Linked DNA regions of Mus musculus: region 1 is linked to region 2. The links are chromatin contacts, found by Hi-C or POLR2A ChIA-PET in ENCODE. All regions are on one chromosome and are shown on one strand. Each heading gives the region's core, a stretch centred on a gene start or an enhancer-like site at or near the end of the contact. The rest is flanking DNA. Distances are from core to core; before and after follow the strand shown. Region 1 holds the start of Slc12a3 (solute carrier family 12, member 3). Region 2 overlaps Nup93 (nucleoporin 93).

Evidence for each region. A loop is a pair of places that touch in the nucleus more often than their neighbours do. ChIA-PET counts read pairs that join two places held with the same protein, here RNA polymerase II (POLR2A).
Region 1: a loop to region 2 is called in a map of gastrocnemius, with 2.0 times the contacts of the local background. The contact joins the promoter of Slc12a3 here to the enhancer-like site in region 2. A Hi-C loop is called at or near these places in 2 of 37 maps with a recorded cell type or tissue (Patski and gastrocnemius). POLR2A ChIA-PET finds 5 or more read pairs at or near these places in 1 of 5 experiments (Patski).

What each region holds. Positions count from the first base shown.
Region 1 is chr8:94,327,384-94,331,108 of GRCm38, forward strand. Slc12a3 (solute carrier family 12, member 3) reads left to right here and starts at 1,825. Exons shown (of 25, transcript NM_001205311.1): 1 at 1,825-2,130; 2 at 2,994-3,140. The coding sequence starts at 1,855. It also overlaps a transcript of Nup93 not described here.
Region 2 is chr8:94,290,681-94,294,114 of GRCm38, forward strand. Nup93 (nucleoporin 93) reads left to right here. Exons shown (of 22, transcript NM_001357266.1): 6 at 1,988-2,062. Among named protein-coding and RNA genes, the nearest start is that of Mir138-2, 32 kb to the right of the region's middle. Within about 2 kb of position 1,536, at least 1 of the 3 ENCODE cell types and tissues checked has a DNase peak (open chromatin) inside an H3K27ac peak, as active enhancers do.

The DNA of each region.
Region 1 (3,725 bases), core at 575-3,074, 37 kb after region 2:
TGGGAGACAGAGGCAGAAGGATCTCTGTGAGTTCGAAGCCAGCCTGGTCTACAAAGTGAATTAGAGGCCAGCCAGGACTATTACTGTCTGGAAAAAAAAAATCTTGCAAGTTAATAATAATATTCAAACAAAATTTAACCATACCCAAGGTCAGTACAACTTAGTGAACTTCTATACAGTTAGAATTGGCATAGAAACAGAAGCTATAGAGCTTCATGTTAAATTTTACACCTTTAGTGTCAAATGTATTTTTTGCAATTGTCCACCATCCAAATCAAAAAATAAAAAACTGTGACGGAGTTAGAACTAGGAATACATCAGCTTTTTGTCCCCTTTCTGTGTCCTGCTCTTTGTGCCATCCTTCCTCATTCCTTTATATTCAGCCTTTCTTATGCTCTTTCTTCATGTTATACTGTACCCACGGGTACTTTTGTTTTTATGCATACATATATTTTTGGCTAGATTCCACAGGAGGGAGAGTGTGTGGTTTATTTCTGAAGTTGTATGATCTCACCTAATATTCATACTGAGACTGTCCATTTTCCCGAAAACATTTTAACTTGATAGCCAAGTAGCATGCATATATATAATTTATACTTATATAACTTATGTATACATGGTTTATACATATACATAGTTTTTTTTACCCATTCATTTGTTGATTGTCAAGGTCGATTCCAAATCTTTGTTATAGTCAATAAAGCAGCAAGAAGCATGTACCGTCGTCTCCTATTCTTGTAAGGGGCTGGGTCACCTCACTGGGAAGTAACTGAGAGCAAATTCAGGACATGTGTCTGGGAGGGCAGAGGGAGCGGGCTTTAGGGTAGCCCTAAGCCTCAGATGATTCAGGGAAACACTGGGTGGTTCCAGAGACAGGGCAGGATGCCAGGCTTTTGTGCCCCACAGCCATGGATTACTGAACGCCCAGCCTCTTAGGGAAAGATAGTTATGGGTGGGGCCATTAATGTAAGGGCTGACTCTGGGACCCCTCACAGCTACAAGTCCATTGCTTTCTTAGGACACATCCAACATCCACTAGTTCATCATCAAGACCCAGAGTGTCTTTCATACCCCAGGGCAATGCCCCTGCAATGGCTTAGGAGCCTTTGCTGACCAGATCTCCTACTTCATGGGAACAATGCATGGCTCCAGGGAGGGAAAGACCAGTTGCTCTGGGCTCCAAACTACAGCCCCGTAGGCCAGCCTGTGAATGTGTAGGTCAGGCTGCACTGTGCCTGTTTACCCTAGAGGCCAGTGGCCAGCACCAAGCTCTCAAGGTTTGTCAGTCAAGAGGTGGCTGCAGGTCTGGCTTGAGGCCACTAATCACAATGGCTTATGTATATTGAAATGTATCAGGAAAGACGCTGAGACTGTGAGGGATGGAGATCGGAAGGCAGACTTCCTTTTTTTTTATATGCATGTCCTAAGATGACATCCATTCAAACTAGTAAATAAAATGAAAGAAATACATTGTGCCCAACACGAGGACTGTTAACCTGCAGTGTAGGTAGGCACCTTGCAGCAGGCCTTCTCTGGGTCCTCTCTCATGTCTGCTGCTTCCTGGGTCCTAGCTGCAGAACCTCTGCTACCCTAGGCTTAGAAGGGCTACTGCAGGACTCAGGGATGTGGCCCTGGCTCTAGCCCAGCCCTCCTGCTCCAAATTGGCCCCTGTGTCAATGATCAGATAAATGGGGGCAGGACAGCAGTTGCTATGGCTCCGCCCCCCACCCTGGCAGAGACCCTGCTCACTTGCCATGGGCGGTCTGGACCAAGCTCCCGCCTCCTCCCAGCCTATAAAGCCACCCTCAGTGCCCTTGCCCACTCTTGTCCCCTCCTTTGATACCCAGAGCCATAATGGCAGAGCTCCCCGTGACAGAGCTGCCTGGCGATGCTCTGTGCAGTGGGCGCTTCACCATCAGCACACTGATGGGAGGCGATGAGCCCCCACCAGCTGCCTGTGACAGCAGCCAGCCCAGCCACTTAACACACGGCAGCACCTTATACATGCGCACCTTCGGTTACAACACCATAGACGTGGTGCCGGCCTACGAACACTATGCTAACAGCGCTCTGCCCGGTGAGCCCCGGAAGGTGCGGCCCACCCTGGCTGACCTGCATTCATTCCTCAAGGTAAGCAGAAGTTCAAAGACTGGCCGCTTCCTGGCTGGGTAACGTTGGCATGATTGCCCAACATGTTCTGTCATTCGTGTTGTGAAAATGACTGGGCATCTTCCTCTAGGGTCAAGACACCCAAATGAATAGTGGACAGAGGTGCCATGAAGCTTGGGGGCACAAGTAATACATATTGTCCAGGCACCGGCAGCACAATGATAGCATAGCCTGCTGCTTATACAAATGCAGGTTGCACACCGCTGGGAGAGACTGTGAGAGGGAGGGAGGGAGCATGGTGAGCCCTCTCAAATATTAGCTCATCGGCTTCGCTGTCTGGGAGGCTGGAGGGTCCAATCCCTGTCACCTCACGGTTTCACCAACAGTTGGATGTTCTAACCTCTAACACTCTTCCGTGTTTCAAAGCTTCCCTCTGAAGGGACCAAACAAGACCCCTTGTTTGAATAGGGATGCTGAGATAGGTACTGGGATGAAGGTCCCAGAGTAGGCTGCGGTTGGTAGGAATACGAAATAGAAGATGACCATGCTGGAGTCCAGGCCTGGGTTCAAGACTCTCTGTGTCAGAGACCTGGTGTGTGGCGTGTGACATACTGCTTCACCTCCCATCCCGTGTCACTTCTCAGACTGCAGGCTTGTCAGACTCCAGCCCTCTGCCCTAGAGGGGAGGAGCCTCCCGGAGCAGAAGCATTCTGAATGCTCAGCTTGCTTGCTCTCTCTGGTGTTTCTCCAAGCTTCGAGTAGCATTGTACCCAGGAAGCTGTCCAAGGGCTGCCTGTGTGGCAAAGTGGGGCAGGCAAGACTGAATACAGACACCCAGCCCCTAACCCCCATTGCCTGACTCCTATTGGTCTCTGGGCCCCCAGCAGGAAGGTAGCCACCTGCATGCCCTGGCCTTTGATGGACGGCAAGGTCGTGAGCTGACTGATGGACTTGTGGAAGATGAGACAGGCACCAACAGTGAGAAGAGCCCTGGAGAACCTGTTCGCTTCGGCTGGGTCAAGGGGGTGATGGTGAGTGGCTGTGGCCCGGAGCTTGATGTCTAGACAGGGTGGGGGTAGAGCCCCATTCAGCCTCAGCTTTGACTCTCAGGCCCTAGTGAGCAGTTTAGACCTGGAGCTCAGTTTGGGCCTCAGTTTCCCCATCAGCAGTGGCCTCCAATTAATTGTATTTGGCTTCCCACAGTTCTTGGGCGCTCTTGGCCAAGACCCAATCCTAAGAAGATCTCTGCTTAGCTACTCACTAGTGTTGTAGCCTTAGGAAAGTTACTTAGCTACTCCTGCCTCAGTTTCCTCACCCGTAAAACTGAGCATTAAAATAGTTGTTAGGTGTGAGAGTTCTTGGATCAATGCCTGCTAGGGGGTTATTAGAAGAAATTCCCCACATGGCCACTAGAGGGCAGCACTAACATACACATCGACAATCCCTCCTCTCCCATCGCATACCATGGTACAGCCTAGTGTTAGCTGTAGTATGAAGCATAAGTAACCCTTCAGGAAGTAAAGACTCAATGCCCTTGACTTTGAAAGACAATATAGGGTTCTACAAAGATGTGGGGATGGGGTACAGGAGAAAGCAGAACCAGAGCCTTCACCCCC
Region 2 (3,434 bases), core at 286-2,785:
TTTAACGTAGGTGGGTTGAATTTTGGCCATGGCCACTGGGCGTCTCCCCAGGCGAGTTGTCTGGAAAATGACTCAGCAAGCAACAGACTTGGCTAGAGAAGCTGAGCTGAGGCTTCCTGACAGATGACACGGCTGCTGCTCTGCTCTGTGCTGTGCTGTGTGAAACTTGTGAATATTGAGCAGACACTAATTTTGATAAGACACTTAATACCATATTTCAAGTGTCAATCATACAGCTTTCCCATATTTTAGCATCTCTGAAATCACAGCATCTTACTCAGTTATGGGTTGTAGTTTGGCAGCATTTTTATTCTTTCCAGCTTATAGTGGCATGTATGACATGTCTTAAATGAATGATGTGATTGGTTGGTAAAATATAGACTGACAGTGTGGATTTGACGGCCTCACCCCAGATGCTTCTCAGTTGTGTACTGTGCTCCCTGTCTGGTTCCTAAGGGATGGCCGAGTTCATATGTTGGGGTTGGAGTAGAATTCCAAGCACAGAAAGTACCCTGCTGCTCTTTGCAAAAGAAGTTCAAAACTACTCAACAGGCCCTTCATTTTCCTTCTGTGATGCACCACAGAAAGTTCCTCACACCGTGAGCTTTTATGCACTCACACTGTCCAGACAACCTCTGTCCATCCTTCTGGTTCCCTGCTAGGGACTTCTGTGTATGGATATTGTATGTTTGTGACATATTGTTTTCTTGTCATCTATATAAGCTGCATCATTGTGTATTTGAGGTTCTACAGTTTTGCTTTGTCCCATGTTTTACTCACATTAGAGGTTTTGGTTTTGGTGGTGGTGATCCATGTGGGTAAGTATGTGTTGGTTTCCTTGGTGTCCCGGTGGTTTGTTTGTTTGTTTGTTTGTTTGTTTGTTTGTTGTTCATAATTAAACAGTACTGGGCTTTTATAACAAAATTTTCTAAATTAATCAGTTTGATTCCTCTTTGTGTTCATGAAGGCAAAAATTCTATGTAGAGACTCATCTATCTCTCCCTCTGTGGTATCACTGGATTTAGTTTTCACCCTAGACTTGTTTTGTGCGAGCGCTATTATAGTTCTTTCTCTCCTGTCTAGAGTGCACCCTCTCCTTGGTAAAGTTTTACACACCTCTACCTACACTTTGTACAATCATGGGTGCTAAAATAAAAGTGTGCCACTCCCTTCTGCTACATGCCTATCCCAGAATGGCTATTTTCTGAATGCTCTCTACTCTGAGAAGCCCATTCCTTCTGTGTGTGTGTGTGTGTGTGTGTGTGTGAGAGAGAGAGAGAGAGAGAGAGAGAGAGAGAGTGTGAGTTAGGGGCTCACACTGCTCACTCACTGCTGTCTCTTTGCATACCTCCAGGCTCCCAGTGAGCCCTTCTCTAGCCTTGTCTGCCTGGCTTCCTTGCCTTTCTGGTCTCTGGTTCCCTGGCCCTGTTATGCATTCCTTTATTGTGCCCTGTCTTGTCATAGCCAACATGGCTTGATCTAAAGACTACATGTTTTCCAGACCTGATTGGAGCTCGGAGGTGTAGGGAACATTCTCCCATGCAGCGTGCTGTGCGTCCGTGTTCCCAGTTCTTAGGCAGCTCTGACTGTGGAATTCCAGCTGAACGTTTGCCAGCCGCTTCTATTCAGGAGTTACAGTGCACACATCCTGTTGATGGATAATTGACTTTATGTGTGGTAAAATTGTGGCTTGGCCAAGGGCAGCTGAAGGAGAGGTGCTTTTGAAAACAGGAGCATTAGGCAAAAGTCATTTAAATGGAAATTCAGAGACTGCAATCAAGTACTCTTTAAATGCATAATTTTTAAAATTAAGTTTTTAGTACTGGAAACTATTTCCTGGGGCTGTTAGAGGATAGCTGAACCTGTGTCCTTGTAGCAGAGCCTTGCTGCTGTTCTCTGTTGCTTTCCCTGTTCAGGTTACAGACATGGATGTGTTTATGCAATCGAGTACTGTTCTTAACTGATGCCGCTGTGTCTTTACTTATAGCCGAGTTACATCGGTGATGTGAATCCCCCTGGGCGAAGCTCTCTGGATAGCATTGAGATGGCCTATGCCCGGCAGGTGAGTATGCCTTTTAGAAACATTTCATCCTGGAGAAGGAATGCTATGATCCTTAGAGAGTCACAGGAGTAGTGATTTCACAGCAGAGTCAGACCTGAAAGCACGGGGACGTCTTGCTCATGGGATTAGTTAATATTTCACCATGAATGCAACTGTTCTCTATTCTGTTAAATGGGTTAATCTCATGACTCAGATAGTGCGGGGAAATTGAAATTTGCTCTCTACTGACCAGGTGTTTCTTTTGGCATTGTTGGCAGTAGCTTCCTAGAGAATGAAGCAAATGGGGTTCTGCAGTAACTGAATCACTTACTTGGCTGGCTAAGGATATGGTCAGATCCTTTTACCCTTATTGAGTGGGGCTGTCAAAAGGCTGTGTGCCTTGGTAAGCAGTGTGCTGACACTGCATAGCATTGCAGTGAAGGCAAGATGCTCCTGCCGTGTCGGGGTCGTGCTCCTGGTTGCTGATCATGAGCCTGCACCACTAAGCACAGATCAAGATCAAGCTGTGCGCAAGACTTACCTGGGGCTGATCAAGGCTTACCTGGGGCTGATGCTTGGAATAAAGGAATGCAACTCAAGGAAGCCCGTGTTTTACTGTAGTTGCTGCTTTCCTCCACAGAGTCTCCAGATCTGCATCATTTAGTCATGACCCTGAGAGACACGAGGATGTATTTCCTCCCTGCCACCCTGGAGTGTGAGAGTTAGGGGTAGAAACAGATGGCGACTACAAAAGTGAGCATGGCCTATGAGGAGCTTAGGCCTTGTGCTCTGTAATAGAGGACTCAGCAACTAGTTAATTAATGGAGTTCTACATTAGCTAGCACATATCAGATATCTTGAGTAACACTTGTTGAGATAAATATCCTAAATGCTTTCTTAGTGTAAATGTAGATTCATGTTAAATGATAGTAGAACCAGAGAATATACTCCACAGGATGGTAACAGATTTAGGGTTAAAGTCTCTTCCATCAGACATTACTGCTTCAAATTTCAGGCAGCCGAAGCCTGCCCCGTCCTCCAGAGACAACAGCCCCTTCCTTTCACTCCATATTTCACCACTAGACTTCATTTCCTTCTCCAGTTTTAGAACACTCACCCTCTTTCATATACTCACTCCATATCAGCATCCTGTAGGTTTCACCTGACTGAGTCCCTTGGTTGCTGTGGCTACCACAAGCTCAGACCCAACAAAATGACATGTGCATAGAGAAACAGTGTAGCTTCTTTATCTGAAAAGCTAAAGTCTGGAGCACTTACCCTCTGCAGCACCTAGGATCCAGTAGGTGGGTCTCTCCCGCAGTAGTGAATGTGTATGTACTCTGTAGAATACAGCCTTCCAAAGGGAGGCTCCTAGGTCATGCTCATTGAGCGA